4 separate regions of the Homo sapiens genome follow, and all the other regions are linked to region 3. The links are chromatin loops, found by intact Hi-C in ENCODE. Cell type or tissue: B cell. All regions are shown on one strand. Each heading gives the region's core, and the rest is flanking DNA. Links, peaks and the distances in the headings are about the cores only. Region 1 overlaps CACNB4 (calcium voltage-gated channel auxiliary subunit beta 4). Region 2 overlaps ARL5A (ARF like GTPase 5A). Region 3 overlaps NEB (nebulin). Region 4 overlaps CACNB4 (calcium voltage-gated channel auxiliary subunit beta 4).

The links. Peaks named below come from ENCODE experiments on the same cell type or tissue, not always from the same donor. Only the 100,000 strongest peaks of a DNase experiment are listed, where the experiment ranks them.
Region 1: it touches region 3 in a loop (7-fold over the local background); 5 of 110 quality-filtered maps call a loop at or near these places.
Region 2: a loop joins it to region 3, with 16 times the contacts of the local background. A loop is called at or near these places in 4 of 110 quality-filtered maps.
Region 4: a loop joins it to region 3, with 6 times the contacts of the local background. A loop is called at or near these places in 5 of 110 quality-filtered maps.

What each region holds. Positions count from the first base shown.
Region 1 is chr2:151,994,608-152,002,785 of GRCh38, forward strand. All of the region lies in intron 2 of CACNB4 (calcium voltage-gated channel auxiliary subunit beta 4), which reads right to left. Among named protein-coding and RNA genes, the nearest start is that of CACNB4, 100 kb to the right of the region's middle. RefSeq lists enhancers at 4,501-4,580, 6,270-6,770. In B cell, for the core only: CTCF peaks have their summits at 4,568 (motif pointing right) and 4,768; a DNase peak (open chromatin) is centred at 4,584.
Region 2 is chr2:151,805,009-151,813,186 of GRCh38, forward strand. ARL5A (ARF like GTPase 5A) reads right to left here. Exons shown (of 6, transcript NM_012097.4): 4 at 7,349-7,432; 5 at 1,813-1,964. Among named protein-coding and RNA genes, the nearest start is that of ARL5A, 19 kb to the right of the region's middle. In B cell, for the core only: CTCF peaks have their summits at 3,499 (motif pointing left) and 3,698; a DNase peak (open chromatin) is centred at 3,513; H3K27ac peaks cover 443 bases.
Region 3 is chr2:151,687,191-151,695,368 of GRCh38, forward strand. NEB (nebulin) reads right to left here. Exons shown (of 182, transcript NM_001164508.2): 19 at 7,332-7,439; 20 at 7,133-7,246; 21 at 5,071-5,172; 22 at 4,869-4,976; 23 at 4,674-4,778; 24 at 3,537-3,635; 25 at 1,102-1,206; 26 at 436-543; 27 at 229-342. Among named protein-coding and RNA genes, the nearest start is that of NEB, 43 kb to the right of the region's middle. In B cell, for the core only: no CTCF peak of the experiment used is centred there; a DNase peak (open chromatin) is centred at 4,631.
Region 4 is chr2:152,022,027-152,030,204 of GRCh38, forward strand. The region is part of intron 2 of CACNB4 (calcium voltage-gated channel auxiliary subunit beta 4); the gene reads right to left. Among named protein-coding and RNA genes, the nearest start is that of CACNB4, 73 kb to the right of the region's middle. RefSeq lists an enhancer at 4,105-4,174. In B cell, for the core only: CTCF peaks have their summits at 3,929 and 4,134; a DNase peak (open chromatin) is centred at 3,965; H3K4me3 peaks cover 341 bases; H3K27me3 peaks cover 343 bases.

The DNA.
Region 1 (8,178 bases), core at 1,800-6,799, 310 kb after region 3:
TTCAAGCAATTCTCGTGCCTCAGCTTCCCAAGGAGCTGGGATTAGAGGCGCCTGTCCCTTTTCTACAGGCTGCCTCATAGGCTCCTTAAGCAAATATGACTGCCTGCCCCACCTACATCTAGGAGATACATCATTTAGGCCAGGTTTTCCTTTTAGCCTCCTGATTTCTATTAGCCTTGCAAATGCATTTTTCTTTTCTTTCTTTCTTTTTTTCTTTAGAGACAGAGTCTTGCCCATGCTGGTCTTGAACTCCTGGCCTCAAGTGATCCTTCTGCCTCAGCCTCCCAAAGTACTGAGATCACAAGTGTGAGCCACCATATCTAGCTGCCTTGTCAATTCTTGCAATAATTTTTGTTCCCAAGTGAAAATAGAAATTAAATTTAAACTTGAGGTCCAGTTTGATGCTGATCAAACAAGGAATTAAATAAATTTGCAGAAACTTTGGTTTTTACATCTCTCAGAAGTATATGCTCAACAAGACATATTCCAAATTATTACTGGCCTACTCAGTTGGCAAATATAAGTGCCAAAAAGGTTGCAAGCATAAATGCCAAAGTAACTGCCCCCTCCCCCCGCCCAAGGCTATCCCTTAGACACACACCAGGAGTGTTTTGGGTACTTTATATGACAAAAATAAAAATGTACCTCAAAAACACTCCCAGGCCATAACAATAAACCACAAGGCCAAAGTCATTACAAGGTAAAATGAGAAAACATCATGTGAATTTTTTGAGTGTAAGATTTATGGCTCACAGCCTTTCAGTCATGTGCTTAGCACAAAAAGAAGCAGAATACATTAGATTTAATAGGCATTAGCCAAAAAAATAAGGAAGTAAGTTCATACACAAAATGATTCAAAGCATAATATCACTTAACAGACATGCTTTATTAAAGTCTGTACCATCCTGGCTAACACAGTGAAACCCCGTCTCTACTAAAAATGCAAAAACAATTAGCCTGGCATGGTGGCGGGCACCTGTAGTCCCAGCTACTCGGGAGGCTGAGGCAGGAGAGTGGCGTGAACCCAGAAGGTGGAGCTTGCAGTGAGCCAAGATCACGCCACTGCACCCCAGCCTGGGTGACAAAGCGAGACTCCGTCTCAAAAATAAAATAAAATAAAATAAAGTCTGTCATTTAGAAGTCTGCAGAGCCTACCAACATTGCCTGGCAGTTGGGCCCTATGTTGGGAAACTACCTACCAGTACCTGGTAAAGCTATCAACTTCTCCTGAGACAAGGCAAACTGCTCTTTGGGCTGGTTTACTTCAATATTTACTCCAGCTCTCCAAATAGCTTTCATTCTCCTGAACTAGTGGAGGGCTGACCTTGCAAACAAGTTCAAAGCAGTTCAAAGTCTGCAAAGAGAAAATCTACTTTTAGATGAATGGTCGGAGCAAGTCCTTATGAAGAAGAAAGGCTGGCTTCTGTTTGTTGTTATTTTTCCTATATAAGTCTACAAACACCAGCACCAGACATGGTAATCCTTCAGACAATTCACTTGGATTCAAGAACGGTATTGCCCGTAATAGATACTAGTATGAAATTTTAAAAATCCATTTGCTTACAGGCTTCTCACTACTGGCTAGCTTGGAAACAAGTTGAATACAACCACAGCATTCATTTCTTTTACTCATTTATTGAATGAAGATCAAACACAGCAAAGTCAAGGCTTAACCTCTCCTGTGTGCTCATTTGGCTGTGAGTGTCAAGACCCTCATATACTGCTTAGACAACCAAAGATTAATAGAGTGAGACCCCCTCAAGAGTCACTGTGATTCAGAAGCTCAGAACAGAGAACTCATCGGGGCTGCAGTGAGCTGTGATCACGCTGCTGCACTCCAGCCTGGGCAACAGAGCAAGACCCTGTCTCTTAAAAAAAAAAAAAAAAAAGAATAGAGAACTCAGAAGCTCTTAGTCTTAATGCTATGTCAGCCCACAACTTGCCAAGTGACCTTACATAATCCTTCTGGCTTTCAGTTTTTTCCATTTTCAAACTGAAGAATGTGAGTGACTCAAAAATAAATAGCCCAATATCCCCTCCTGTCCCAAGGTTTTTACCTTTCTTTCCAATCTGGGCTGAGTAAACCTGCCATTCCTTTCCATGATTAAAGAAGGCAGAAACCTCAGAATATTTTTCTTATTTTCTGTCACTTGATTTCCTCCCTTTTGAATACCAGTTTCTAAAATCCTAGTGTCTTGCCCAGGAAACTAAAGAAAAGGAGGCAGAGATGGAGTCACAGAAATGTCATCACAGACAGACACAGGAAAGGCTCAAGAGAAGCTCCTGCTTTCAAACTGGCAGCTGTTACCTGTTGGTGTTTAAGAAAAAAAATAACACAAACCTAGTCCCTAGGGATGAGGTGTTCCAATGGTTGTATAAATATACATCACAGGGTATAAGGGCCAAGGGGTTTTTTCATTTCACTATGAAAATGTTAAGTAAATAAATACACCCTGTAGTGAGCTGAGTGATGACCCCACACCAAAAGATACATCTGCATTCAAATCCCTGGAACCTCTAAATGTGACCTCATTTGGAAAAAGGGTCTTTGCAAATTTAAGTTAAGGATGTTGCAATGAGATCATCCTGGATTACTTGAATGGGTCCTAAATCCAATGGCAAGTGTCCTTATAAGAGACAAAGGGGGCCAGGCGCAGTGGCTCACGCCTGTAATCCCAGCACTTTGGGAGGCTGAGGCAGGCGGATCACGAGGTCAGGAGATCGAGACCATCCTGGCCAACACGGTGAAACCCCGTCTCTACTAAAAATACAAAAAATTAGGCAGGCGTGGTGGCGGGCGCCTCTAGTCCCAGCTGCTCAGGAGGCTGAGGCAGGAGAATGGCGTGAACCCAGGAGGCAGAGCTTGCAGTGAGCTGAGATCGCGCCACTGCACTCCAGCCTGGGAGACAGAGTGAGACTCTGTCTCAAAAAAAAAGAGACGAAGGGGACAAAGGGGAGAAGACACAGAGGACAAGGTGACATGAAGATGAATGCTGAGATTGGAGTGATGTAACCATGAGCCAAGAAGTCACGGAATGCTAACGGCCACCAGACGCTGGAAGGTCAAGGAACGAAATTCTCCCCCAGAGCCTTCCAAGGAAGGCAACCCTGCTGACACCTTGATTTCCAACTTCTGACCCCTACAACTGTGAGAAAATAAATGTGTGCTATTTTACACCACCGGCTTTGTAGTACTTTGTTGCAGCAACCTCAGGAAACAAGTATGTCCTAAACCCAACCACAGTCAAATTCCTAAATTAATCCCTTTTTAATACATGATACTATCTTTTTCACTTTCGTGGGAGCCATCATTTCAGAATATTTCTCAATGTTTTTCAGCCTCATTACTCTATTACACTGGCACAAATTTATCTACAGATCCCGAAGTCTACTCTACCTTCCAGAAATGAATGTTTATCAAAAAGTTGAAATAGGCTGGGCATGGTGGCTCATGTCTGTAATCCCAGCACTTTGGGAGGCCAAGGTGGGGGGATCGCCTGAGGTCAGGAGTTCAAGACCAGCCTGGCCAACATGGTGAACCCCTGTCTCTACTAAAAATACAAAAAAATTAGCTGGGCATGGTGTTGCACACCTGTAGTCCCAGCTACTCAGGAGGCTCAGACAAGAGAATCGCTTGAACTCAGGAGGCGTAGGTTGTGGTGAGTGGAGATGGTGCCACTGCAATCCAGCCTGGGCAACTCCATCTCCAAAAAAAAAAAAAAAAAAAAAAAAAAAAGTTGAAATTAAGTAAATTATGTAAACTGGAAAATATGCGATAAGTAGAAAGAGAATATCATCTGAGGTAGCAAAACCCAGTTTTGGTTCCTTACTCTGCTACATGTTACCTGAATGAACTTGATCAAGTCCCTGAACTTCCTTAACTTCTCAGAACCTCAGCTGTCTTATTGGTAAAATGAAACCATAAGTGCCATTTGCCTCACAAGATTGTTATGAGGCTCAGATGAAAGATGTGGAAATGATAAGGCCTGTACAGAAATCCACGGTGCTTATTATCCTTCCTCTCAGTATTCTGTCTCCCCTCCACGGGGGCACTAAGTCCATCTAGCAGGACCAGCAATGCATACAGCCAATAATAGGCTGGTCATCCCACATCTGCATCATTGGAATGCTGTATTCAGCACACCCCCCAGAAAATCTATTTTCACAGTGAGCCTCTCCCCTGCGTTCGAGGGCTGTCTACCCTAGTCTATGAGAATAGGGACATCGGTGGGCAGCCAGGTCTCCCAATGGATGTCTGAGCAGTGAGCAAGAGGGTGACCCACCTCTCCACCAAAGTGTGAAAAGCTTTCCCCTGGAGCTTGGTGAGCTTCACCCTCACGAAGATGCAAAAGTACCTTCTGCTTCTCTGTCACCTTGGTGCCAATGTAGGGACTCACACCCCGGGGCTGAGCCTGAATTTTATTTGGAGAACAGTTCTTGCAGCTTTAGCCTGAGAACAAATGCGGCTGTCAGCTGCTTGGCATAAGGAATCAGTAGGAACAGGGTGTCTTTTAATTAATTATCCAGACAATCAATCACTCACTCCATGGCCTACTCATGACCTCCACTAGATGGCGCAGGTGGTGCTTCTTCCCAGCTCCAGCCCAGAACGGTGCTCCCCTTGGACAGTTCATGTCCGCCCCCTCTGGGTTTTTTGCTCTATCTTTTAAAATCCAGTCCCCAGTCCCATCTGCTGGTACCTTCGGGACAATCCTCAGAATTTCTTTCCAGTTGATGGTACCTTATTCTGTCTGCCCGCCCTGTTATGGTTTTTTTTTTTTCTTCTTATACCCTTTGGGGGAATCATTTCAGTGAGATTCTGGGATGAAAAGGAAATAAATACTTATGTCATTCCAGCATCTTGACAAAGGAGCACCTATTTTTAAAATGCACAACAACAGCCCCAGTCCACTCCTTTACCTCTAACCCAATTTACCCAACGGAAATTTGCAGAGGTGGGGCCTAAGAATGCAGTTTCTTAAAGCCCCTTGGGTGATTCTGACGCACAGCCAGAGCCGAGAGCCAATGTGTTAATCCTCTTCTTGGTATAATTAAGGCAGCTTGTAGAGTAAAAATAAATCATTAGCAGCCATTTCATTTTGTTTAGGTACCAAGGCTATGCCACCCAAAAAGTTAATTGAAAATTACTAACCCAACTCCAGGACATAACTAGTACTTTGCAATCTACACCTTCTATCAGTGTGTGCTTTGTTAAATAAAACTCTTGGCGGGGAGAGTCTGGCTAGGATTCTATTCCCAAATTCATTTCTTCCTGTGTACCCTCAGTAATAACACTTCCCACCTACTTACCTCACAAGAGTGTTAATCAAAGGAATTTGAAAGCCATCTGAGCAAACTTTGTTGACTGAAATGGACACATAAGTATTGTATCAAAGCATTGTGTCATCAATCCTATAGCCTTTACTTAGAGATATTAACAAGAATATCATACTCCGACTTGACCTTTCCTCCCAGTCATACCTTTTATTGATCCTGAATTTTCAACAATGATGCTCATTTGCATCAGCAAATTGAGTTTCTTTCCTCCACCACCCACCTCACTCTTCAGGGGCTTTCGAGCTATGTCCTCCCTGCCAAGGCTTCACCACACCTACATGTCCAGACCTATCCTCCCAGAAACGAGATGGAGGGTCTGTGTAGAGTAGCAGCAAAATGTGGGGGCTATCTGGGACCAGACTACCTGGGTCCCAATCTCTGCACCATCTCTTGTTAGCAGTGTGGCCTTACACAAGTAACTAAAGCACCCTGCATCTAGTCTTCTCATCTGTAAAATGGGAATAAGAATTGTACCTCCTTCATAAGGTTGTTGTGAGAATAAGTGGATTCAAACCTGTGAAGGGCTTGGAACAGACACTGGAACATGATATTCCATATATGTTCTCTGTTGTCATTACAACTGGATGGCTCCATCTAGATGCATCCCGGATCCTGCAAACCCAAGACGTCTGTAACTAAATTCATTACCAGCCCCTCTAAACCTGTTCCAACTCTTGGTTCCTTTCTCAGTTAACAGCATCCATGTCAACCCAGTTGTCCAAACTGGAAACCTGAAAGGAATCCTTAACTCCCCATTTACTTTTCGTATATCCAATTAGCCACCAAATCCTCCCTCCCAGTGACAGCACTCTGTACCTACTCTCCCCTCCCAGCACTCACACGCCCCTGACCTCTTGGGCTGGGACAAGACTGCAGCGAGGACTGATGCTCATGGCCTGGGCGGAGGATGTGCAGAAAAGTGCGCGGGCTCTTGAGCCAGCGCAGATGTGGCTCTTCCACCGTCACCGCCCCAGAGGCCTCCTCATGGGCCTCCAGCCTCCCACCTCCAGCAGATTCTTCCTGAAGCATAACAATAGGTATGGCTTTTATCATGCCTACTGCATACCAGACACCATGCTAAGCAGTTTTCACATCAAATCTCACCGAATCTTTTCAACAACCCTACGAGGCAGGTACCATTAGGATTTCCATTTTACAGATTAAGAGGCTGAGCTACCAAAGGTCACGGTCAGTAAGTAGCAGTCAGGATTCAAACCTAGGAGGTCGGGATCAGAGCACATGGCCTTAACCACAGCCTCCTGCCTCTTGCCTCTCAACAAACTGGGCCTGGCCAAAGGCTGAGTGCCAAGGGGTGGTGGAAGGAGAGGGCAGCAAGAATGGGGCCTGAGACTCAGGCCCTGCCCTCTGGAAATTCACACTAAAGGCAGGGAGATGAAATGTGTATGTACCTGAATAAAACCACCATCTGGCAGGGTAGCGTCCATCAGTTAAAGAACGAGTCGGCCAGGCACGGTGGCGCATGCCTGTAATCCCAGCACTTTAGGAGGCCAAGACAGGTGGATCACCTGAGGTCAGGAGTTCGAGACCAGCCTGACCAACATGGTGAAACCCCATCTCTACTAAAAAAAAAAAAAAAAAAAAAAAAAAAAAATACAAAATTAGCCGGGCATGGTGGCACATGGCTATAATCCCAACTACTCAGGAGGCTGAGGCAGGAGAATCGCTTGAACCTGGGAGGCGGAGGTTGCAGTGAGCTGAGATCATGCCACTGCACTTCAGCCTGGGCAACAAGAGCAAAACTCTGTCTCGAAAGAAAAAAAAAAAAAAAGAGAATGAGTTTTACGGGTAACAAGTGCTTCCGGAGGATGATGTTTACATGAGTCTGGGATGTCAGGGAAGGAGCTTAGGAAAGCTGGCTCTTATGGGCTGTGGAATAGAATGTAAATAAGTGTAAATGGTCAGCAAGAGCTATCCTCATCAGGAGGATGCCAATGCAAAAATAGCAGGGAGGTGCGGGAGAGGTAGTCATTTTAGAAAGCTGGCTTCTGCCATTCTGCCAGCAAAAACCTAACTGTGCTAACAACGAGCATTTCTCCAAGGAGTGATCCACAGCACACCAAAGTCTTCACATGCCACACACCCCTACAAGAGGGACTGCTCACAACCTTTCCGTGTGTGCTTCAGGCATGATCATGGATATGAACAGCAATGCCGCACCTCCACGATCTGCAAGTCCCAGGAGATTTTAAAACAAAAGCCATCTCAGAGTTTCAGCAGTGGCTGACTTGCAGTACAGCAACATTTTTAAAGAGAAGAGGCTTTTTTTGTTCCTCTGTCCTCTTTCGTCCTCTTACTTGAAACACACACACACATACATATACACACACATGTGATGGCACTTCTTGATTCAATGAATTGGGAATATGATTTTTTTAGGAAGACAATTTTTTTAATACCAAATCATGTGGAGCTGATATAAATCAAAGATGTATCTGTGTGGGTCTTTCTCTGTTCATATATACAGCAAATACTGTCGAGGTTATACAGCGACCATGGCCTAAATAGCTGCAGTGGAAGATTTTGCAGATACTTCCCCAAAGCAAAATGTTATTGGAATCTATTCATTTTAATAAGAATTCTTCTGAGATCAAATATGCAACTTATCCAACTAACTAATTGTTGCCTTGGTCAAGTTAATTCACCTCTCTGAGACTTGGTTCTATCATCTATCAAATATATTTAACAATGTGTACCTTATACCACACAGAGTTGCTGTAAGAATTCAATGTAACCACATGTGATAGTGTGATTCAAATGTGCAGTATGGCTATTATCATTCACACCAAATAGATACAGCAGCATCAAAATGAGCTTGATACC
Region 2 (8,178 bases), core at 1,492-6,491, 120 kb after region 3:
ATGATACATTTTCCATACAATTATCAAAGTATATAAATTAAATCTTATGTCAATCCTAGATGACGTGTCTTTATTGACAAATATTATAAATCCATGCTTTTGCTTGACAAAGATATATATATTAGACTATTTGACAAAGAAATACTTAACATATTTTTACTTAAATGAATACATGGATAATTGGTATTATCTGTGATTTTTTTAATGAACAGTTTTTTTTTAATTAAAAAACCTTTTTTAAGGTTCTAATTATGCTCTTCCAAATGTCAGTAACAGTGCCTTCTATTAAGATTTGCCTTCAATAATTCGTTATATTTGGTTCACCCTTCATCGTGGTCTTGAAAGGAAAACAATTTCTCCCACTTCAGCTAATTCATCTATACCCCATGCTTTTGTCCTTTCCTAACACCTCAAGAACCTCAACCCCAAACTTAAGACTTCTATTTAGAATTCACCGCTTATTTCTCTTTTCCTCTGCTTTTAAATGCAATCATGCATCATTTAATGACAGGGATACATTCTGAGAAATGTGTCAGGTGATTTCATCATTGTGTGAACATCAGAGTGTACTTACACAAACCTAGATGGTATAGCCTAGTATGCACCTAGGCTCTGTGCCATACAACCTGTTGCTCCCAGGCTACACACCTATACAGCATGTTACTGTACTAAATTCTGTAGGTAACCATAACCCAATAGTAAGAACTTTTGTACTGAAACATATCTAAAAATAGAACAGTTATTGTAAACATATAGTATTTTAATTTTATAGGACCACTGTCATATATGTGGTCTATCACTGACCAAAACATCATTATAGGGTGCATGACTATATATACAGATGCACCATATTTTGGAAAAACAGCAACAAAAATTGTACTTTAGTTTGGTCCTCCTTTTAGCTTTTTATCCTATTTCCAACCTCCTCTATTTTATCTTTCCTTCCTCTTCTTGCCACACTCTAGAGTTTACAAAGCTATTTTTGCTTCCTAAAATCTACCTCCTCTTTAAACTACACTTACCTCATGCCCACTTTCTCAATGCACAGAATTTGTTCTGACAAACTGGTTGAATGTACTCATTTGTTGTTAATTGAATGGCATCCTCTCCATCTTCCTGGTCCTTGACCTTAGATTTGACAATGCTGACCACACCACTTCCTTCTTGAAATACTTTCATCTCTGGGTGCTAGACAGGGCAAACTTCTACTATAGGCACACACTTCTCTTCCAACATCTATCATTCCAGAACCAAGGACCATCATTGCTACACTCTCTCCAATTCCCCCAATCCTTCTTTTGTTTAAGTGCATCAGTTCCAACAGTAAATAAACCCAAAGTAGTCTCAGACATGAATTCTCTTTGATTTGAGCTTCTTTATGCAGAAAATATCACTTAAAAACAATTACTCTGTAGGACTGTTATGGGGATTAAATGAAGCACTATATGGAAAACACTCCAGACATAGGACATGCTCGGCACATGTCAGGTCTTCAGTTCCACTATCATCGTAAAATGTATTTCCTAACTTCTCCAGCTCTCACTGATACTCCCATTTCTCTGAGCTCCTATAGCAATTATAACAGCTACATGCTTCCATGTTCAGTAGGTTTATGTGTATTATGTTTATATTGTTTTACTATTTACAGAACCACCCTAAAAAGTCTCTGATTATAGACATGAACTACAGCTTACGTCTGTCCCTTACGATGTTTTATACACAATAGCCTTAAATATTTAGGAGTTTAAAGAAGATATACATGTTACTAAGCAAAATAAATGTTCGATAACATTTAAGAGGAAGATGTCTTACCCCTCGCCAGTTAGAGCACAGCATGCCTGGATATGCCACTGGTGATCTTTAATAGAAGTTAGCTTCAAAAACTGGGAGATTTCTGCTACAGTCATGCATTCTTTAACATCTTGTTTATTAGCAAAAATCAGCAATCCAGCTTTTCTTAGGTCCTATTAAAGCAAATAAAACTGTAAAGGCCAATACATTTTCCACATATTTTTCAACTTCATTAACAGAATCTTTTTCACAATCTTAGTAAACAAGAATTTCTCAACTATGTGACATAAAAGCATCTCAGTGCCTAGGCTGATAACACATTTTTTATACTTGTATGTGTTTACATATTTCTTATAGTCTCAGACAACAATTTTTTATGGTCCTAAGTGCTGTATTTAACAGTCATGTTTCCCAGTATATACACCACCCACCCCCTAAATCCAAAATTAGGCTTAAATGGCTAAGAACTACCTTTTAGCCTAATACTTGAGAGCTCTCCAAAATTTTATCTTGCCTATACTTTTCTGCTTTACCTCACATCACTCCTATATAAGTACTCTGCTGTAATTAGCAACCTATCCTACTGCTCTCTAAACAGTTTTGGGCACTGCCATCTCTATGTTGTTCAAATCATTTCTCTTGCATGTATTTCCTTCCCTCCAACCTCCTAAACCAGCCTTTCCCAATCAGGATTCCACAAGAGAATTAAGCTCCAAAGAAAACGATGAGTGACTACATTGCAAATCTCCCAATAATGTACACAGCTAGTACCTTCTAGCTGCATAGGAAATAAATGAATTCATTACAATGTATGCCTTAAAACCTTAGGGCTTAATTCTCAGTTGAAGTTCTATCCTAAACCAATCCTATTCACCCTAATTTCTGTCATTGTATATGAAGATTTCTTAGATTTGAATATGTAATACAGCCATCTTGGAGTGGCATTAAACTTATCAAGTTTCCCCAATTAGAAGTTCTATCACTTCAATGCTATGACTCAGAGGCAAGTTCTTTAAGCTTTCTGAATTTGTTCCTCATATCTTTTACTGAGTATCTGATCTGAGCAAGACACCTACTGCATTAACCCTTTTCCGAATGTAATTGTGCACACTCCAAATAACTGGTATAATGTTTTACTCACTAAACAGGCCAAAAGTTCTTAGTCTCTTCCTGCCCCACTCCTCTCTACCTGCCAGTTTTAAAGCCAGGGACTTCCTTGATAATCTGTTCAAAATCACAGATCTTTCCCCCCAAAACACACATATGCATATACACAAAATTTTTTTAAGTTTATGTACAATTTGAGGGTGTTAATAAATAGCCTAAATTCCCTACATGGATACTGGGCCAAGAATCCATGAAGGATGTACTCAATTAGCAAGTGAAACCCTCATAAAATTCTGCCTGTTACATATTAAGAGATATAAAATTAAGGTTTTGGTGCCACACTTGCAAGTTTTCACAACTGTTGAATGGCATTTGTCTTCTTAGGGATTTTACTGAGATATTTTGGTTTCAATAATGTATGTGTTTGAATAAATAAAATCTTCAGCAGATACAAAATGACTTTTGTTAGAATACAGTTTTGATGATTCTTTCTGATGCAAATAAAAACATTAGTAGTATATTTGTATTTCTTATTTGGTTAAAGGAGTTATGTAAAATATTTATATAACAATCAAGACTGACTTTAATTACAGTGCCCTCTGCAGGATGGCAGCTATTAATGCTACCACAGTTTATATAGTTATCTCATTAAGTATGGTCAGAAAGGAATACTGCTACAATGTTTGCAATTTTAAGATTTCATGTTCAACTAGTTTCACCTATATTTCAGTTCACCTGCCTATATCAAAGGCAAAAAACTTGAAGAGATAAAGTATAACTTGTATACATATAGTCATTATCAAGGATATACAGTAAATATTTTTTCTTTTCTCCTAAACAGAAAATGAAACCATTCATCAGCCAGGTGTGGTGGCTCACACCTGTAATCCCAGCACTTTGGAAGGCCGAGGTGGGTGGATCTCTTGAAGCCAGGAGTTTGAAACCAGCCTGGCCAACAGGGCGAAACCCCGTTTCAACTGAAAATATAAAAATCAGCAAGGTGTAGTGGTGCACACCTGTACTCTCAGCTACTTGGGAGGCTGAGGGATGAGAATAGCTTGAACCCAAGAGGTGGAGGTTGCAGCGAGCAAAGATAGCGCCACTGCACTCCAGCCTGGGCAACAGAGTGAAACTCTGTCTCAAAAAAACACAAAGAAACCATTATCAATAGTTGTTATGTGGCTGAGTCAATAAGTAGATGGACTTTCCATGGGATTTAATTCCTAACTTCCTATCTTCTCAGTTTCAGTACATCTTGCTAGTGTGTGCTGAAGTCTTATATAGGTCAAGTTTGCTAATGTTGACATGTTGAAGGAACAACCTTCTGACAAATACTTGGCACAAGTTAGGACACACGGTTTATATTATTATAAGTAATCTGTATTCACTCTTAATGATGAAATTATTTGTAGAAGCCCCTGAACTGAAAATTGAAAAACACAAAAAACAAAGCCATTTAATAAAAGGTCTCCAAATATCTTAAATCAGTTTTTCTAGATCTAAAAGGTTCAAACTTTAATTTAGAGTTCTTGACTTCTAAGAAGTTATTTTATCAATTTTTACATATTTAGAAAGAGAAGAAAATCTTCATTTGCTTTTTATTATATAACCTCAAAACCAAATATGTATATATTAGAACAGTAGAAAATAGATATATTAAATTAAGGCTGTTCATCAACGTGACTTAACAAGAGGTCAAAGTATAAGGTGAACAACGGTGATCTTTTGTACATAAACCATTTCAAACACTTTAAAACCACTTCTGCTACAAATTTCTAGTCTAAGATATATTTTAGTTTTATCAAGGAGATGAATAACAGCAATTGCAAGACACATTTACTTAGCATCTTCTATATACCATATATAGTTGTCAATTTGTTTCTTAAAACTTCATTTGGGGACTGGGCGCTCACGCCTGTAATCCCAGCACTTTGGGAGGCTGAGGCGGGCAGATCACCTGAGGTCAGGAGTTCGAGACCAGCCTGGCCAACATGGTAAAACCCCGTCTCTACTAAAAATATAAAAAAATTAGCTGGCGTGGTGGTGGGCGCCTGTAATCTCAGCTACTCTGGAGGCTGAGGCAGGAGAATTGCTTGAACCCAGAAGATGGAGGTTGCAGTGAGCCGATACGGTGCCACTGCACTCCAGCCTGGGCAACAGAGTAAGACTCTGTATCAAAACAACAACAACAAAAAAAAAAACTTCATTTGTGAAGGTAACTCCTAGAAGTTGAGTCATTCTGAATAAAATTTCAGACTTTGGTGTTTGGAACCATTTTAAAATTAATGAGTTCTAAAGTTGTATACTTCATTTATGATAAAACTTTGAAAATTATTTTAAAATTTTTACAGTTTTGTATTTTGTAATAATGTAAAGAGTCATTATCAGTGATGACAATAAGATTTTGTTGATTTATGTAGTATGTAAGAAACATCCAACTAACATCATGTCTACATTTATTTTTCACTCACACATTCTCACTCTTTGATCCATTTGTCTCTCTGCAGAATTTTGCCTGTTTGGCTCTTCTTGACCCTACTGAGTACCTTGCTCAAACTCCCAACTTCATCTGTAATTCCTTTCTTCTCTGGTCATCTCCTCATTCAGTCTCCTTTCACTTTCCAACTAGGCCCTACTTAGGTCTTCTTTTTACTTCTGCTAATAAAGAGTCTGAATGAGAATACTCAAGTTCAAAACCTGGCTCTTAAAAAGCTAGTCAAGTCACATAACCTTTCTGGGCCCCAGTGTAGTCACCCATAACAGATAACGTTAAGTGACCTATGTAAGTTAATGCCCCCAGCTAGTAAAAATCAAAGACTTTGAACCCTACTACTGGGCTCTTCATATAGTGATCCTGCTGCATATTGGCCAATTAGAGTAAAAATCAGATAGGGAGACTACCTGTCAACAAAGTAAAAGATATAGTCCAGAGACAAATAACATTTGTATCAGTTTTTCTTTTTCCAAAGTCTTCATAAAACCACCCTTTGGAATAAACTGAAAAATGCTGCATTTTTGCAAAATAGGAATTTGAAAAGAAAAAAAAACAAACAAAAAAAAGCCTTTGTCTTCTGCCTCTTTTACGGCTTATTGCTTGTATCCCAACTAGCAATGAATCTGGCGAATGAACACAGAATGGCAAGACGTATTTCTGTAAATCTCCAGGAGGTTTAAACACAGCTGCTGGAATTAGAGTCCAAAATAGGAAAAGGTGCATCTTGGTGGTCATAAGGAAATGAGGAACCTCAATTTACAAAACTACTTTACTAGCTTAGGTTCCCTAAAGCCCTGAAAGGTTGCCTGAAATACACAAAATTCTTAAAGCAAATCTCAAAAGCAAATCATCAAATCAATAACAAAATTAACATAAAACTTCACTACAAAGATATCCGTGTTTTCCTAAGCTTTGCAAAAAATTCCACTGAAATAAAAAACTCTATATATCTAAATATTAACTTTTCTATTCCTATCTATAAATGAGTTGAGAAAGTAGCATCTGCAATAAGATATCCAAAAATAATCAATTTTACTAAATACTATATAAACAGTATAATGTTATAGTTATCAAGTTGACTATATTATTCAGTTTTTTAAATTTATGTTACCGTAATATTTTTCTATTTAAAAAATTTTAATTTTTAAATCTATTTTTATTTCTACTTATTTATTTTTAATTTTATTTTTTGAGACAAGGTCTCACTCTGTCACTCAGGCTGAAGTGCAGTGGCAAGAACAGCTCACTGTAGCCTTGACCTCCTGGGCTCAAGCGATCTACTCGCCTCAGTCTCACGAGTAGCTGGGACTACAGGTGCATGCCACCACACCTGGCTAATTTTGTTTATTTTTCGTAGAGACAGGGTCTTGCCATGTTGCTCAGCTGGTCTTGAACTCTTGGGCTCAAGCGATCCCCCCACCTCAGTCTCCTAAAGTGCTGTGATTACAGGAGTGAGCCACTGTGCCTGGCAGGTTATTTTTCAAGGACTAAGAAAATGTGGCTAGTCATCTAGTTTTGTTTAGTCAAAGGGACAATATCAGAGAAACCTAACAGCAATTACATTTAAATATTAGTCTGCTGAGTAACAATCAAGAATTGCTAAGCACCCAGGTACTTTAAAATCTCATTTCCAATGATAATCCTCTGTATAATTAATCTATTCAAAATGCAAAATGAAAGCCACTTATAGAAATTACTTTTGCCCAGGAAAATTGTGAAACCAAATGTACCTAGGATAAGTGAAATAAAGTTCTGCAACTTACTCCATAATCTTTCTGCTGCTTCTGGATACACTTCCAAACTGGGAGATGTCAGAGTAATTGAGCAGTGTGGCCCGCAAATAACTAATTATTTTTAAAAATTTGAAATTGATAGCACCCTCATGAGAAACTAGAAAACAAAGTATCGATTCCCATACCCTTCCCCATATCTAATGTAAAAAGACTACTTACTTACCTCATGCGCTAACATTTTATAGAGTTCTTCTCTAGTTACAGAAATCCTCTCTCTGTCTGTACTGTCCACAACAACTATTACAAACTAAAATAATTACAAAAAAATTATTAGTGATTATACAATTTGGTATCTGTAAAATTTATAATGTGTTTATTTGACATACAGGCTATTAATATCAAGAAATTGGAATCTTATGGTATTGTTGGAAAATCAGAGCTACCTATACATTGTGAAGCCAAAAGGTCTGATCGATTTTAATATATTTACTAATTTTTAAGAGAAAAGAGAATATGATATTAACATTCTAACTAATATATATAACGCATGTCTGTTTTCTAAACTAGTATCTTGAATGCTAATGGACCTATATCTATCTATTTGCACTACAAATCAACAAGAAAAACATGCAATATGATCCTGAATTTATTACTTCCAGGTAGATATTATTTATTAATATCAATCTGAACACCTAAAAGGGCACGGGTATGGGAGTAAAGTAATGTGACAAGATAAAGAAATCAATTAAAAAAAAATTCAACCAACTGAAAGAATAAATCTCTATCTAAAAACAAGCTCTCTTCCTTACATAAGTATCGCCTGCTACCTGCAAGCACAACCCCTTCATAAACTGATGATGAGACTGGTATCAGAAGGTGCGATGAAAGACTTGTGATTGTTGTGCAGGACTGAGCTCCACCCCAGCTCTTCCTCAACTCCGTGAGCACCCAAAAGCAAGAGATCAGCAGGAACAGATGGAGATTTAACTTACTTACTTTATGATAACATTTATGATGCCCAAGTTGGTTCTGACTGCCTATTAGTAACATGCA
Region 3 (8,178 bases), core at 2,679-7,678:
ACATTTTTCAAAGTGAAATGGACATCAAGTACAAATCAGTAATTTCTCCCCTCAAATGTGGGAGGCACAATAATCCAGGGCATCATTCTGAAGTTCTCTACAGCAGTACTTTTGTGAATGTGATGTGAAAGAGCCCATGCTCATGAAATTCTTTTCCACACTACTACCCTTGGGCATCGTAACAGGGAGTCCATCTTGAAAACAAGACAGATTCACAAAGACACTCACATCACTCTGGTTTTTGGCTGTCTTCAAGGAGTGCAGCATCTTTGGATCGTCATTAATGCTGAGGGCTCCAATCATTTTCCCTTTGCTCTTTTCATAGTCTTTCTTGTACATCACCTGCAAAGACATCACACATGCCAGATCCCACTCACCAGGAAATGTCCCCAAGGCCACCCTGTCCAGGTCCCCAGGTCCCCAGGCCACACTCACATCGCTGGTGTTCTTGGTGTTGGCTTTGGCTGCCAACAGGGGAATGGCGTCCACTTTAATGTCAAACTTCTTGGCTTTGCTCTTCTCCCAGTCTTGCTTATAAACATTCTGGACAAGAAAAATTCAGCAAAGGAATGATAAGAACAACAGTGTAATCCAGTAAAAAAATAAAAACATATTGAAAATTTGTGTATGTATAGACTTATTTCTCCTATAAAAACTATATTTATCAAATTGTAGTATAAGTATTGATTTATCTATCATCCAGTTTCTTTCTCCCTACCACTAAATAAGTATCAACTACTCTTTTTAATGTTCTGTAAACTTTCTAAGCACTCTGCTGTCCTGATTTACATAAGGATGCTATAAAGTGACACTCACTTGGAGAAGGTGAAATGTGAAATTTACATGGGAAAGATGTTGTAAAACTCCAGGGAATAGTAGACGGGTAATTGGAGATCTTCTGATAGTAACAGAGACCACAGAAAATGAAATCTGATAGATAAGTAGGAGTCTTAAGAGCATTTTGGCCTTAAAAGCTCCACTTACAAAGTAACCATCTTAAAGTTGTTTATTTGCACAATTCCTTGTCTTGTCTTTTAAAATTTAAAACATTTTCTCTTTTCATGTACACCAAACATAGGCTTCTGTGGCTTTGGTACTTACATCACTCAGATTATAGGCATTGACTCTGTGTTGGATAAACTGTGGAGCATCTGCTGGTATATGGCACTTGAACTTCTCACCTTCATGTTTTGCTTTGTAATTCAGCTGAAAAACAAAGGATATTTGAACGGTTCAGGGGAACTTCTTTGAATTTATTTAGGGCAGCATATATAGCTAAGGCATTAGTGCTGTTTTTAGAAAAATGCCTCAAAGAGATACTCAATTCAGTCAAAGTCTCGCACAGGATTCAAACTTTCATCCCCTATTTCAGGGACTGTGGCACAGTCCTCCTTTGTCCTTGGGGGATACTTTTCAAGACCCCCAGTAGCTGCCTGAAATCATAGATGGCACTGAACCCTATACATACCATGTTCTTTCCTATACATATATACCTGTGATAAAGTTTAATTTATATATTAGGCACAGTAAGAGATTAACAACAATAACTAATAAATAGAAAAATTATAACAAAACTGTAATAAAAGTTATGTGGATGTGGTTTCTGTCTCTCAAAATATCTTACTGTATGTTTTCACCCTTCATCTTGATAAAGAAGGGACAAAGGGGGATGGTGTGAGATTTCATCATGCTACTCAGAACAACATGCAATTTAAGACTTATGAATTGTTTGTTTCTGGAATCTTCCACTTCATATTTTCAGGCCATGGTTGACTGCAGGTAACTGAAATTATGGAAAGCAAAACCGTGGATAAGGGGGATTGCTGTGTAACCATACTTTGGGCTGCCAGCTGCCATTGCATAGATTCTGTTATATACACAGGAACACATTTCCAGTCTATACTGCTAGGTTGTGTCTGGAGAACACGAACTTCTGTAATTAAAGCACTAACAAAAACAACAATAATTCTAAATAAAATACTAGCACAGTTAAAAAGATATATACTCTTTTTTTTTTTTTTTTTTTTTTTTTGAGACCGTGTCTGGCTCCATCACCCAGGCTGGAGTACAGTGACACAATCTCGGCTCACTGCAACCTCCGCCTCCCAGGCTCAAGTGATCCTCCCACCTCAGCCTCCTCAGTAGCTGAGACTACAGGCATGTGCCACCATACCCAGCTAATTTTTTTATTTTTTTGTAGAGATGGGGTTTACCATGTTGCCCAGGCTAGTTTCAAACTCCTAGGCTCAACTGATCTGCCTGCCTCAGCCTCCCAAAGTGCTGGGATCACAGGCATGAGCCACTGCACCTGCCTGTGAATTCTTATTTAAATTATTAAACACAGAACTTTATTTAAATTTTTTAAAAGGTGACGTTAGGTGTAAGGAAGGGAGTGTAAAGAACGGATGAGGCTGTTTAATTTTGGAGCCAAAGGCAAAAATGCACAAGATTGAGAACTATGCAAGAAGTAATTCCAAGGCAGAGTCCATTGCCTACCTAAGCCAATAAGAAGAGTGATTGATAGTGACTGTGACCACATACAGCACTGTATTTCTCTGCAGCTTGCTGAGTTCAGCTAGATCAGTGATGTTAGTGTTTAGCTGTTCTTTATTGGGACACAAAATATTAAGATGCTCAGAAAAGTGGCACACGAGCTGAAATGACTTCTGAGTTATACTGATGCCATTCTCCTCTTTACTAATTGGGTATGAGCTAATTTGTGTCATTAAAATATATTTTATAGTAGGACAAACTGTATCTTTCACTTACCTATCTTGAGAAGGATGTACTACTCTCTAGGACTTAGCTATGTTAGCACCTTGCTGTTCAAAGAGTAGCCTACCAATCACAGCATCAGCATCACCTAGGAGCTTATTAGAAAGTCAGAATATGGAGTCCCCTAGATCTACTGAATTAGAATCTGCACTTCAACAGGGTCAGCAGGCGATTGCATGAATGTGGAGGTCTGAGAAGCACTGCTGTTTTCCCCCGATCTTGGCATGACTGGACCACGCCTGTCTTAGACTTTCTTTGACCACTCAATCTAAAGTGCCCATCCAGTTCTTGATGTCATCCCACTTTAATTCTGTAGCACCATTCTATATTAGTTTTCTTATCACTGTTTGATGTCTGTCTTGTTACTGTGCCCTTTCTTTTTGCAAAATCTTTGTTAGCAAATTCAAGAATCGGAAATATTTGCCTTGTCCTACACAAATAGATGCTTTTGTTGTCACTGTTTATTTAAGTTGGCATGAAGTTTTAGTGTGCATGTGACAGATCCTAATGAATAAGTAAGATAGTCCTACTAAAAATCAGTGAGTTATTAAAAAATATTTATTTTTATTATTGTCTAACACAACTTTCCTCAGGCTGCAATTCAATCTAGCAGCCTCATTTGTGTTTTATTAAACAAATCTTGAAAAATAATAATATTGGGATGGTAGATGAGCCCATGAAGATTAAGCATGTAAATGCTTACATTTTAAATGAGCAAAGCACTCTGGGTCACCCACGCTTGCATAAATCAAAGCACTTACATCACTAAGCTGTTTCGTGTTGAGCTGGGCTTGCAACAGTACAGGAGAATCAGTGACTGCCGTGAATTTGGTCTTATCTGGATGAACTTTGTAGGTATGCTAGAAAAGAAGATGTTCTTTAATGAAATATCAGTATATTCTTGGTTATACATGCGCTAACATAAAAAATGGTTCCAGGTCAAAACAGAGTTTATTTTGTTCCTGAAAACTTAGTTGATGCGTTTATATTCTCACTTCTCTGTCTGTCTCTCTCTCTCTCTCTCTTTTTCCTTTAATCCCCACTTCCCAAGTTGCCTCTGGTCTGCCTACAGCAACTCAGCAACCAGATTAACCTTACCCTGCTGAAGCCTTACACAGTGACTCTTTAGTCAACTTGGTACTCAGCTTCAACTGCACGTTGGCTTATGATCCCTACAGAATCCATCCCCTCCTTCATCTCCAACCATTTCACCTCTTACTACTGTCTTCCTCCCCAGTAAATTTCAGCCACCCCATCCTTTCAATTCCTTAAATGCTGAGCTTGTTCTCTCCTTAGGCCGTTCTTCCCTGCTGCTGTTCCCCTGACCTTGGCCTGACTGGTCATGCCTGTTTTAGACCTTCCTTGACCACCCAACCTAAGACGCCCATCCAGTCACTGTCTCACACATTGTCCTATTTTAATTCTGTATCATCATCCTGTATTAGTTTCCTTATTATTGCTTGATATCTTTCTTATTTCTGTGCTCCTTCCTTTGTTTATTACTTGTCTCCTCCACTCCAGTGGGAGCTCAAGAGGTGGCTGGCTTTTTCTCTGTCTTTCTCAGCACCAAGGAAAGTGCCTGGCCCAGCATGGCTTCTCACATAGAATTTGTTAAATAATGAACACTTATCTTAAATCTGCATGTCCTTCTTTTGCCCCAAATTCGTGTAGATATAAACTAATGAAAATTAAGATTTATAAAAATCTGAAATTTTGTAGCAAATGGCCTTCCTCAACATAATTGTTGTGTTCCCCGGTTCCACCCCAAAACCAAAATGTAAAATGTAATTATCTCCTTCTAATCACTAGATATTAGCATGTAAACTCCTGCTAAATTTACCACTAGATGTCACAGGAATCCCAAGCTCAATTTCAATAATTCAGGGCAGCTAACTTACATCTTTACACTGGTCCAGCTTCTTGATTGCTTCATATTCTTGTGTTATTGTCTGAGGGAAATAGCATTTTCCTTTATCTTCTTCATATTCTGCTTTGTAACTTTTCTATAATGAGAAAAACCAAAAATAGATCATGATTGTTATGGCTCTCAAACAATGTCACTGTGAGGCATGAACCATTGTCTTCAAACTTACATCACTGTTTTGAGCTGCAACTTTCATGCAGTGTGTGTGATATGGGTCCTCCATGCTGCCTACATAATGTCCCAAAACATCCTTTACATATAAGTCTTTATATCTAGCCTGAAAAATAAAACAAATGTAATTCAAGTTAACAATCATTTGTCAAACAGTAGGAAAGCCCTCCTACCCGAAAGGTAACCGTGGCTTTTCGAACCTCACTGAAGTTCTTCAGCTGAGTATCAAGTTGATATTTTGGGGTCTCACAGTAATTCATACTCTTTGCCTTTGTCTTCTCATAGTTTTCCTTGTATAATCTCTGTTAAAGGAAAAATAAATTAAACCAAAAAGAAAGAAATATATATCTCATAAAGTAAAAGTCATTCATGTCTTTGCTGCACTTTAACTGAAGGGGCAAAATTTATGTTTTCTCACCATCAATTTTCCACAAAGCAGAAAAGCAGAATAGATGTGGTAGAGGCTCATGCCTTATATAATCTCATCTGCTAATAATCATGAAGATGTTTATGTTACTTTTCCTAATATTTTTTCAGACTGAAAAACGCACACCAATGCTGTCTTTTTTTAAATAATTTTTTGTCTTAAAGTAATTCATTTGAATATGTTTAAAGAAAAATGAGTTTCGCTAGGTGCAGGGGCTCACACCTGTCATCACAGCACTTTGGGAAGCCAAGGTGGGCAGATCACTCAAGGCCAGGAGTTCAACACCAGCCTGGCCAATGTGGTAAAACCCCGTCTCTACTAAAAATACAAAAATTAGCCGGGCGTGATGGCACATGTCTGTAATCCCAGCTACTTGGGAGGCTGAGGCAGGAGAATTGCTTGAACCTGGGAGGCAGAGATTACAGTGAGCCGAGATCGTGACACTGCACCCCAGCCTGGATGACAGAGCGAGAGCCTGTCTCAAAAAACAAAGAAGGAAAGAAAAATGAGTTTAAGAATTGATGCAAAATGAGGTAAAGGGTATAAGGTGAACCTTAGATAATTAAGCACAGTCCTGGAAGAGTATTCTGTTGAGCACTTGGTGAAAACGCATTTTGTAACACCTCCGGAAGCTGGCTATTAACATTAAGACCTAACAGTTTTCTTTAGAGCAATAATAAATGAAAATATTACTTGTCTGTGTTTCTTTTCTGCTAGGAATTAGGAAAGCAATTTCTGTGAAGAGTTTTATCTTATTTTTTATTTTTTTGTTTGATTTCCAACTTTTATTTTAAGTTCAGGTGTACATGTGCAGGATTGTGGGTTTGTTACATAGGGAAGCGTGTGCCATGGTGGTTTGCTGCACAGATCATCCTGTCACCTAGGAATTAAGCCCAGTATCCATTAGCTATTCTTCCTGATGTTCTCCCGCCTCCCCCACCCCCAGCCTCCAACAGTGTGTGTTGCACCCCCCATGTATCCATGTGTTCTCAACATTCAACTCCCACTTGTAAGTAAGAACATGAGGTATTTGATTTTCTGTTCCTGCGTTAGTTTGCTGAGGATAATGGCTTCCAGCTCCATCCATGTCCCTGCAAAGGACATGATCTGATTCCATTTTATGGCTGCACAGTATTCCATGGTCTATCTGTACCACATTTTCTTTATACAATCTATCGTTGTTGATTCCTTGTCTTTGCTATTGTGAATAGTGCTGCAATGAATATATGTGTTCATATATATTTATAATAGAATGATTTATATTCCTTTGGGTATATGCCCAGTAATGGGATTGCTGGGTCATATTTTATTTTTAATAAGTATGTTAAAGTCTTTAAAATAAGATCAATATTCTATAAATTTCTTAAAATAAAATGCTTTGCTTTTGAGTTTATGCCTTATGTAGTTTTTCTTACTTTGCCCTTACATTAATTTCTTTACTTCTTTTCATTTTCCTATATATATATTTTTGCAAACTACCTTAATCAGTTCAGGGCATTGGGTGAATATATACATGCACATGTACCTATACTTATGTATATTAAGCTCGTTTCTAGGAAAAATAATAAAAACAATGATATTGGCAGAATATTTTTCCTCCTAATAAAACAGAGGGCATTAAGGAGATTAAGGAAAATTTGCAGTATTCACTGGCATCAAAGGCATCAACAAGAATAAGGAAGTTCATCTTCCTTTAGCACCTGGGTGAAGCTTTCATGTGTGATTTGTCATCTTGAATCCAAGATTTCAGTTAGGCTAACGTCCATCCAAGGTTATATTAAACAGCAACTTTGTGGCCACGTCTGAAAATAGGGGTGAATTACAAAGAAACTCACATCACTCTGGTTTTTGGCCACCTTCAAGGAGTGCAGCATCTTGGGATCGTCATTAATGCTGAGGACTCCAATCATTTTCCCTTTGTTTTTTTCATAGTCTTTCTTGTACATCACCTGCAAAGACATCACACATGCCAGATTCCACTCAAGAGGAAATGTCCCCGAAGCCAGCCTGTCCAGGTCCCCAGGCCACACTCACATCGCTGGTGTTCTTGGTGTTGGCTTTGGCTGCCAGCAGGGGAATGGCATCCACTTTAATGTCAAACTTTTTGGCTTTGCTCTTCTCCCAGTCTTGCTTATAAAGATTCTGGACAAAAAAATTCAGCAAAGGAATTGGCAAAAGTGATATGCATGTCACGACCTTTAAAGACTAGTGGGTAACTAAATACCTTATCTTAATATAAAATAAATGGGCCCTTTTTATTGTCTAGGAAATCATGCATATTTTAAATATTTCTTCTCAAGCTGGAGCTATTAATTCTCCAAGATTGGGCTTCTCTACTCCCCATGAGAATTTTTTATCAAATTAATTTAATTCTAGCTATTATACTCATATTTGATTCCTAACACTGAATGTTTTATAGAGTAGCACATATATTCTACAGTTAACTTACTTTTTTATGATATAAAGGCATCACTTTCATTTGACCTTTAAGTTCTCTGCAAAGGTTATTTCATAAATCATTACAATACTCAGTGATGCCAGATAATCTTAGTACTCATTTATAGAATTATTGAAGAAATTGAGAACCCCAAGGATAATTTAACTTTTCTATAAAATTAAGTTTGAAAAATGAAGGATAGAAATGGGTATCTGGACTTCTGCCCTTTCAATCCCCTATATCTTTATTCATGCAAGTTCTCATATATGTAGAAATAAGTATCATTTGTGTGAAATAAGGGACATTATAGGCCCAGGGAATAAATGAATTATATATAATTTAAATGAATATATGGCTAAAAGATCTACCATTAAAATTTGCAATTAAGCATACATGAGACGTAGCATTCTGAGGGCTGGTTACAATACTATATATTACGATTAT
Region 4 (8,178 bases), core at 1,829-6,828, 330 kb after region 3:
GCACATTTACAGATAAGTTCCTTCACAGTTGTAGTGACTGCACATGAGCTCATCAAGTAAGCCTTGGGGAAACAAAGAACCTCTCTCCTCCTCTCTTTGGCAATCGGCTTATTGCCTATTACTTGCATCTCTCCCCTTCAACCACCTCTGCATCATCTTCAACCAAATATACACCACTCAAACTGCTACCCTTAATTTCACTCCTACAAATAAGCCCTGTTTGTTTACTGTTCACCATTCATTATACCATGAGTGAAGGACAGAGATGAATCATACTCAGCCCGTAGCCATCAAGGAGAAGTGGTGGAGGGAATGTGAAACCAATAACTATTTCACAAAGGACACAATCCATGTCTCCAATGATATAAAAGCGAAGTGCTTCAGAGTGCTTTGCAAAAAGCAACTAATTTAGTCAAACACAATATAAAAACATCAGCAGTAATCAAGAATAATCCCTATTGCTACAATTTTTCTAAAATTCCCTGGTTTTAAGTTGGACAAGAAGTGCAATATTCCTTTCAAAGAGATACCAGCATGTCACAGATCTCTATTTTTAAAATATGCTTGATTTGCATATACGAAAGCATGGGCTTTATTTTAATGACCTGCAATCTCTACATTTGTTTCAGTCCTCCATGCAATATGCATGTTTACCTCCTACACTTAGACTCTTGGTATGATTTTTCCTTAATGAAATAACATAAAGCAAAGAATCATAGAAAGCATAATATTCTACTGGGATCCACAGCACCCCCATCACCTACAATGTTGTTGCCACAACTCTCCTACTTGATCATGTACAGGACTCAAAACTGTAATCATTAAAACCCAGATGATCAGGGTAAAGGAATTTAGGGTTGTTTTGAGGTTGTTTGACAATATTTACACTTGGAAAAGTTAAGGAACATATTAGTCTGTTTTCACACTGCTACAAAGACATACCCAAGACTGGGTAATTTATAAAGAAAAGAGGTGTCATTGACTCACAGTTCTGCAAGACTGGGAAAACCTCAGGAAACTTACAATCATGGTAGAAGGGGAAGAGGCATGTCTTACATGGTGACAGGTGCAGGGGGTCCATGAGGGGGTGAGAGAAAGGAAGGGGGAAGAGAGAGAGCATGAGCGAGCACAAACAAGTGAAAGGGTAAGAGCCCCTTATAAAACCATCAGATCTCGTGATAACTCACTATCAGGAGAACAGCATGGGGGATACTGCCCCCATGATCCAATCACCTCCCACCAGGCCCTGCCCTCAACACGTGGGGATTATGGGGATTACAATTCGAGATGAGATTTGGGTGGGGACACAGAGCCAAACCATATCAAGGAGGCCCAAGAAAAATAAAACTGAAATAAGTTTGGACAAAGAGAATGCGCTCTGGATAAAGGCCACCGTAAAAGTGAGAGGTGCTTTTTTTTTTTGGTCAGACAAAGTCTCACTCTTGTCCCCCCGGCTGGAATGCAATGGCGCGATCTCAGCTCACTGCAACCTCTGCCTCCCGGGTTCAAGCAATTCTCCTGCCTCAGCCTCCCAAGTAGCTGGGATTACAGGCGCCTGCCACCACGCCCAGCTAATTTTTGTATTTTAAGTAGAGACAGGGTATCACCATGTTGGCCAGGCTGGTCTCCAACTCCTCATCTCAGGTGATCCGCCTGCCTCAGCCTACCAAAGTGCTGGGATTACAGGCGTGAGCCACCACACCCAGCCAGTAATAGCATTTAATATGAATTTCTGGACTTACATTTTAAATAGCTTTCCTCCACCGAAGCAATGTGTGAAAACAACAACTTAGGCGTACAACTCAACGAATTGAAAACATTTATGTTATCACAAAGTCAAAACAAGAAACTCTAAAAGCACAGATCAATTAGAACTGTGTCCTGGAGGCACATATCTGTTTACCATGGTGACAATTTACATTTAAGATGAAGAAGCACAATGAATGGATTGTGGTAGGAGTGCTTAAAATATCAGGAGCACCCTAACATGTTTAGTTTAAGAACCAGTGTTGGCTGGGCACAGTGGCTCACGCCTGCAAGCCCAACACTTTGGGAGGCTGAAGGAGGAGGATTGCTTGAGGCCAGGAGGTCAAGACCAGCCTGGGTAATATAATGAGACCTGTCTCTACAAAAAATACAAATAAAAATTAGCCAGGTATGGTGTCACGTGCCTGTAGTCCTAGCTACTCAGGAGGCTGAGATGGAAGGACAAACTAAGCCCAGGAGTTTAAGGTTGCAGTGAGCTATGAATGCGTGCCACTGTACCTCTGTGCCTGGGCAACAGAGCTGTCTCAAAAAAAGAACTAATTGTTTACCAGTTCAAGGTAAATTGAGCAAAATACAAAGTGGTTAAAAAATGAATATATGCAGACTGATTTTGTAATTATTTAGCTGACAATGGCTACTCTTGATCATTTCTGTTTGTCTGTTTCTTTTATATTTAAGTAGCTTCCATAAAGCCTTTGCATAGACAACAATGTAATTTTCTTATTGGATAGCCCTAAAAAATGGCACTAAAAGATTATGTATTACTTTGGCTTTGAATTGTGAAACAAAGCAGTAAGAAATACTTGCCCCAATAGTTGCTTACTAACATAGCATACCAACTATGATAGGGATCCACAGCATCATTGTATATTTCCCCACAAGCAAATCATTACACAATGGAAGGCTGCTACACCCTTAGGGACTTGCCATTGTTTGCAACAATATGGTGGGCATCACACATTTAAATATTGCAAAACCAGGGCTAGGCGTGGTGGCTCACGCCTGTAATCCTAGCACTTTGGGAAGCCAAGGTGGGCAGATCACCTGAGGTCAGGAGTTCAAGACCAGCCTGGCCAACATGGCGACACTCCATCTCTACTAAAAATACAAAAATTAGCCAGGCGTGGTGGCACGTGCCTGTAATCCCAGGTACTCGGGAGGCTGAGGCAGGAGAATCACTTGAACCTGGGAGGCAGGGGTTGCAGTGAGCCAAGATCACACCACTGTACTCCAGCCTGGGCAACAGAGTGAGACTCTGTCTCAAAAAAATAAAAATAATAAATAAATTTTGCAAAACCAGAAATCTGAGGCCCGATATTAACTTTCAACTAATTTGTCATTTTGGCTAAATTATTTGCAAATACTAGCTTATCTATTGCTAGACAGTGAGCAAATTCTATTCTCCTAATCCTACACTACCTCTGAAACCTCTTCTTTCATATGTGTAAATTAAGTTTGATAGCTTTCCTGAAAACAGGAAATTGTTCAAAAGACTTAATTTTTTCTTTCCTGTCATAAAAAGTGTAATAGCTCAAGCTTCAGAGGCGAGAGCTGGGGAACGGTGGAATGAGAACCAAGAAAGACAACGACATTTTCTCTCAAACTGTCTACTTCAGACAACCTTATTCCAGATATGAGCACAAACTGGACTCGCTGCTAGCTCACAGCCTCTATTGTAAGCATAAGAAAGAGCAGAAATAAGACAAATATGCATTGTGCCTTAAATGCAAAGGAAGTGGCTGTAACACTAAAAGAATGATTGCCCAGGGGCCAGATTAAATAAAAAATCTAGGAGTTTGGAATATCTCAAATCATCTATGAAGTACAGAAAATATTTTGTTATTGTGACACAACAGCCTCTCTTCTAAAAGGAAAATAAACTTCAGGAAATTGAACTTCAAAGATGCCACTGTTTCAGTCATCAAAATTGGACATACCGTACTGTGTATTTTAAAGGAATAGTGCCCCCGTGTGGTTTTTGACAAGATTTCAGAAAATGTTCAGCGTTGTCTCAGAAGTCACAGTTACACTTGTTATACAAGAAACAGTGAATTTTTCTTGTGTGGATTTATTTTTAAATGTGATTACAGATGTGTTTGCAGTATAGTAGAAAAACGTCAGAGCTGTGAAGAGCTGTGTTTGCAGCGGGAGGGTTGCTCCATCTATCTCCGTGTTTAGTAAAGAGGATGTGAGAACAGGACGTGCACAGGGCGCCCCCTGCAGGTGCTGATGCAGCCGACACCTCTGGAGGCGCAGGGCCGAGGCCACCACAAGTCACTTGGCATGAATGTCCACAGAGCTTCCTAGGAGCTACCAGAAGTGAACCACATCTCCCCTCTTACCTGCAGTGGGTTCACACACTCTGCCTTTTCTCGTTGTTGTGAACAAACTGACCAAATCCCTTACAGACCGGCCCTTCCACTCGAGCACTGGATCTTACTCCAGGACAGGGCCCCAGCAATTTTCCTCCTTCCCTCCTGAATCTTCAGCGTCTTCCTTTCCACTGGACTGTTTCCATCAGCGTCAACATATAAACATGCTATCATATTAATAAAAACCCTCTCTGGGCTCCACTTCTCTAGTCCCTTTTTTTTTTTTTCTTCTTCTTTGAGACAGGTTCTCGCTCTGTCACCCAGGCTGGAGTGCAGTGGTGCCATCTCTGCTCACTGCAACCTCTGCCTCCTGGGCTCAAGCGATTCTCATGCCTCAGCCCCCTGAATAGCTGGGAATACAGGTGCATGCCACCACGCGCAGCTAATTTTTGTACTTTTAGCAGAGATGAGGTTTCTCCATGTTGGCCGGGCTCGAACTCCTGACCTCAGGTGATCTGCCTGCCTCGGCCTCCCAAAGTGCTGAGATTACAGCCATGAGCCACTGCACTCGGCCTCCACTCCCTTTTACTGCTATAGTACCTAGAAGAATTGTCCATATTAACTGACTCTAACTTCAATCTTTCCATTCTCTCTTGAACCCATTCCAATAAGGCTTTTCTGCTCACTACTCCAGACCAAAACTGGTCTTACTGAGGTCACCAATGGTATCCATATTGTTAAGTCCATTGGGGAATCTTGGGCTCATCTAACTTGACCCATTGACAGCATTTGACACAATTATCTTTCTTTTTTTTTTTTGATACGGAGTTTCACTCTGTCACCCAGGCTGGAGTGCAGTGGTGTAATCTCAGCTCACTGCAACCTCCACCTCCTGGGTTCAAGCGATTCTTCTACCCCAGCCTCCTCAGTAGCTGGGATTACAGGCACATGCCACCATGCCCGGCTAATTTTCGTATTTTTAGTAGAGACAGGGTCCACGTTGGCCAGGCTGGTCTCAAACTCCTGGCCTCAGGTGGTCCGCCCACCTCAGCCTCCCAAAGTGTTGAGATTACAGGCGTGAGCCAGGGCTCCCAGCCACATTCCTCCTTTCTTAGAATCATTTCTTCTGTTGGCTTTCAGGCACCTCCTCCCATTTTTCTGGCCACTCCTTCATCTCCTTTGTATTGTTTCAGCAAATATCTACTGAGAGCCTCTGACTGCCTGGGGCAGTTCTCAGCTGTGGAAATTGGATGCTGAACAAATCAAAGAGCTTACAATCTAGCAGAAGAAACTGTAATTAGATAGATTTTAAATATAAAATCAGGTATTCACAAGTTATGGTCAGGAAAGCCTCCCTGAGTTTTCAAGCTCCTCCCCTGCCACCTCCCCTCCTGACTCACACCAAGGGAAGTGACAGGAAAGCCATGTGCTACCTCTTTGGCTCCAGTGGGAAGCTCAAACCACACAAGCTTTGGCCCCAGCCCAAACCACTGACCACCATAAAAGCCAAAGCCGAGGCGGGCGGATCACGAGGTCAGGAGATCGAGACCAGCCTGACCCACACGGTGAAACCCAGTCTCTACTAAAAATACAAAAATTACCTGGGCTTGGTGGCGCACGCCTATAATTCCAGCTACTCAGGAGGCTGAGGCAGGAGAATCGCTTGAACCCGGGAGGCGGAGGTTGCAGTGAGTCGAGATTGTTGCCACTGCACTCCAGCCCGGGCGACAGAGTGAGACTCCGTCTCAAAAAAAAAAAAAAAAAAAAAAAAGCCAAAGCCAGTTGCCCTTGAGGCTCTCAAGCCATTTTCTAACCTGCCTGAGAGCCTGCCCAGCTCTCCTCAGAGAGCTTCGATTTGTGAGTAACAGATCTTTTTATACCTTCTTAGTGCACAGGTGGCACCCTCAGCCTCAATATCACAACTAAATTTTAGGTCAGAGGTTGACACCTGCTCCCTTCTACAAGGGCAATCACAAGACAAGGATCGCCTGAGCAGAAACCTAATCAAATGAGGGGATGAGGGAAGAGCAAAGAGGGCATGACCTACAATCCCCTCTAAACTCAAAGCAACAATTTAGGACTGGGAACCCCAGGAATTCAGATGATGGATACTGAACCAAAGGGTTGTGGATTTGTTCATGATTACTGCCATCTCCAGACCAGCAAAGGACACAACTGGGAAAAGCTGCACTACAAAATTTAAATTACCTAAAATATGGAAGTGGAACATGAACAAGTACTTCATCAGGGCCCAGATTTACATGTGCCCCGAATGAGTCAACATGAATTCTCCCGACACCCACTGATACCTTCGTGTGTAACAGCACAAGCCTAACTAGTTCTACTGTAGCCTGTGGACAAATCTCTCCATAACTGCACCTTTCAATACTTAACCTATATGATTTCTAGATAATGATATAATCATGTAATCATGTTATCACAATGATTATATATAACCATATCATTTAAATTTGTCTTTCTGCGAAAGAAGAAGGGAGTATTATTTTAATTTGTTTTCCTTGGAATCTGACCAAGGCTGAGACCAAATGAGCAATCTGTTGGTCAAAAACATTTCATTTATAACCACGTGGTGAACAGCTTGCAGTGAGATTTGGGAGAGTCACAAGGAAAGGAGGAGCAGATCCTTGCATACAGTGTTTAAAATCTAATAAGCAACAAGGAGCTCACACAAGTGGGTATTAGCCAAAACATGATAAATATATACAAATGCTCCAGCTATTTTTGTTGTGTACAAGTGCTAGGGATGGAAAACTAAAGAAAGTATTTGTCCAAGAAAGCTTCATAAAGGATGGCACTTCTGAGTAGCTTTGAAGAAGAAAAATCCAAGTAGCTTGGGAAGACATTCCATCCAGAAGAAATGGATTAAGGCCAAGAAGATAGAGTGTGTTGGTGACATGGAAACAAAGGCATGTTATGGACTGAACTGTGTCCCCTGACAAATTCATATGTTAAAGACCTAACCTCCAATATGATGGTATTTGAATGTATTTGGGAGGTAATTAGATTTAGATGAGGTCATGAGGGTCTTATAAGGACACTAATCCCATGATGAGATTAGGGTTCTTATAAGAAAAGAAAGAGCCCAGGGCTAGGCGTGGTGGCTCACGCCTGTAATCCCAGCACTTTGGGAGGCTGAGGTGGGCGGATCACGAGGTCAGGAGTTCGAGACCAGCCTGGCCAACATGGTGAAGCCCCGTCTCTACTAAAAATACAAAAAATTAGCCAGGTGTGGTGTTGTGCACCTGTAATCCCAGCTACTCAGGAGGTTGAGGCAGGAGAATTGCTTGAACCCAGGAGGCAGAGGTTGCAGTGAGCCAAGACCACGCCACTGCACTCTAGCCTGGGCAACAGAGCGAGACTCGATCTCAAAAAAAAAAAAAAAAAAGAAAAGAAAAGAAAAGAAAAGAAAAGAAAGAGCCCAGAGTTTGCTCTCTCTGCCACATGAAGACACAGCAGGAAGACAACCACCTGCAGATTAGGAAGAGGGTCTGCTATGGTCTGAATGTTTGTGTCCCCTCAAAATTCACAGACTGAAATCCTAACCCCCACGGTGATGGTATTAGGAGGTGGGGCCTTTAGGAGGTGCTTAGGGCATGAGGGCAGAGCCTCATGAAAGTGATTAGTGCCTTAATGAAAGAAGCCCTGGATTGACCCCTTGCCCCTTCTACCATTTGAGGACACAGTGAGAAGAAGGCACCATCCATGAACCAGAACGTTGGCCTTTGGCAGACACCAAATCTACCAACACCTTGATCTCGGACTTCCCAGCCTCTAGAACTGTGAGAAATAAATTCCTGTTGTTTAAGCCACCTGGTCTACAGTATTTTGTTGTGGCATCCTGAGCTGACTAATACAGTCATGCATCATGATAACAAGAAAAGAGCAAATTACACAAACAGGTGCACTGAGTAGAGAATGCTGAAGTGCAAATTCAAGAAGCCTCATTTTCTTTTTGAGGCAATTGTGAGCACTCTTACCTTCTTTTTTTTTTCTGATTACATTTCTACTCTTCACTTTATTCACTATTTAGTTGCTTCTAAAATAGTTTGAGGATTATATTAACACAGTCTTGAAAAAA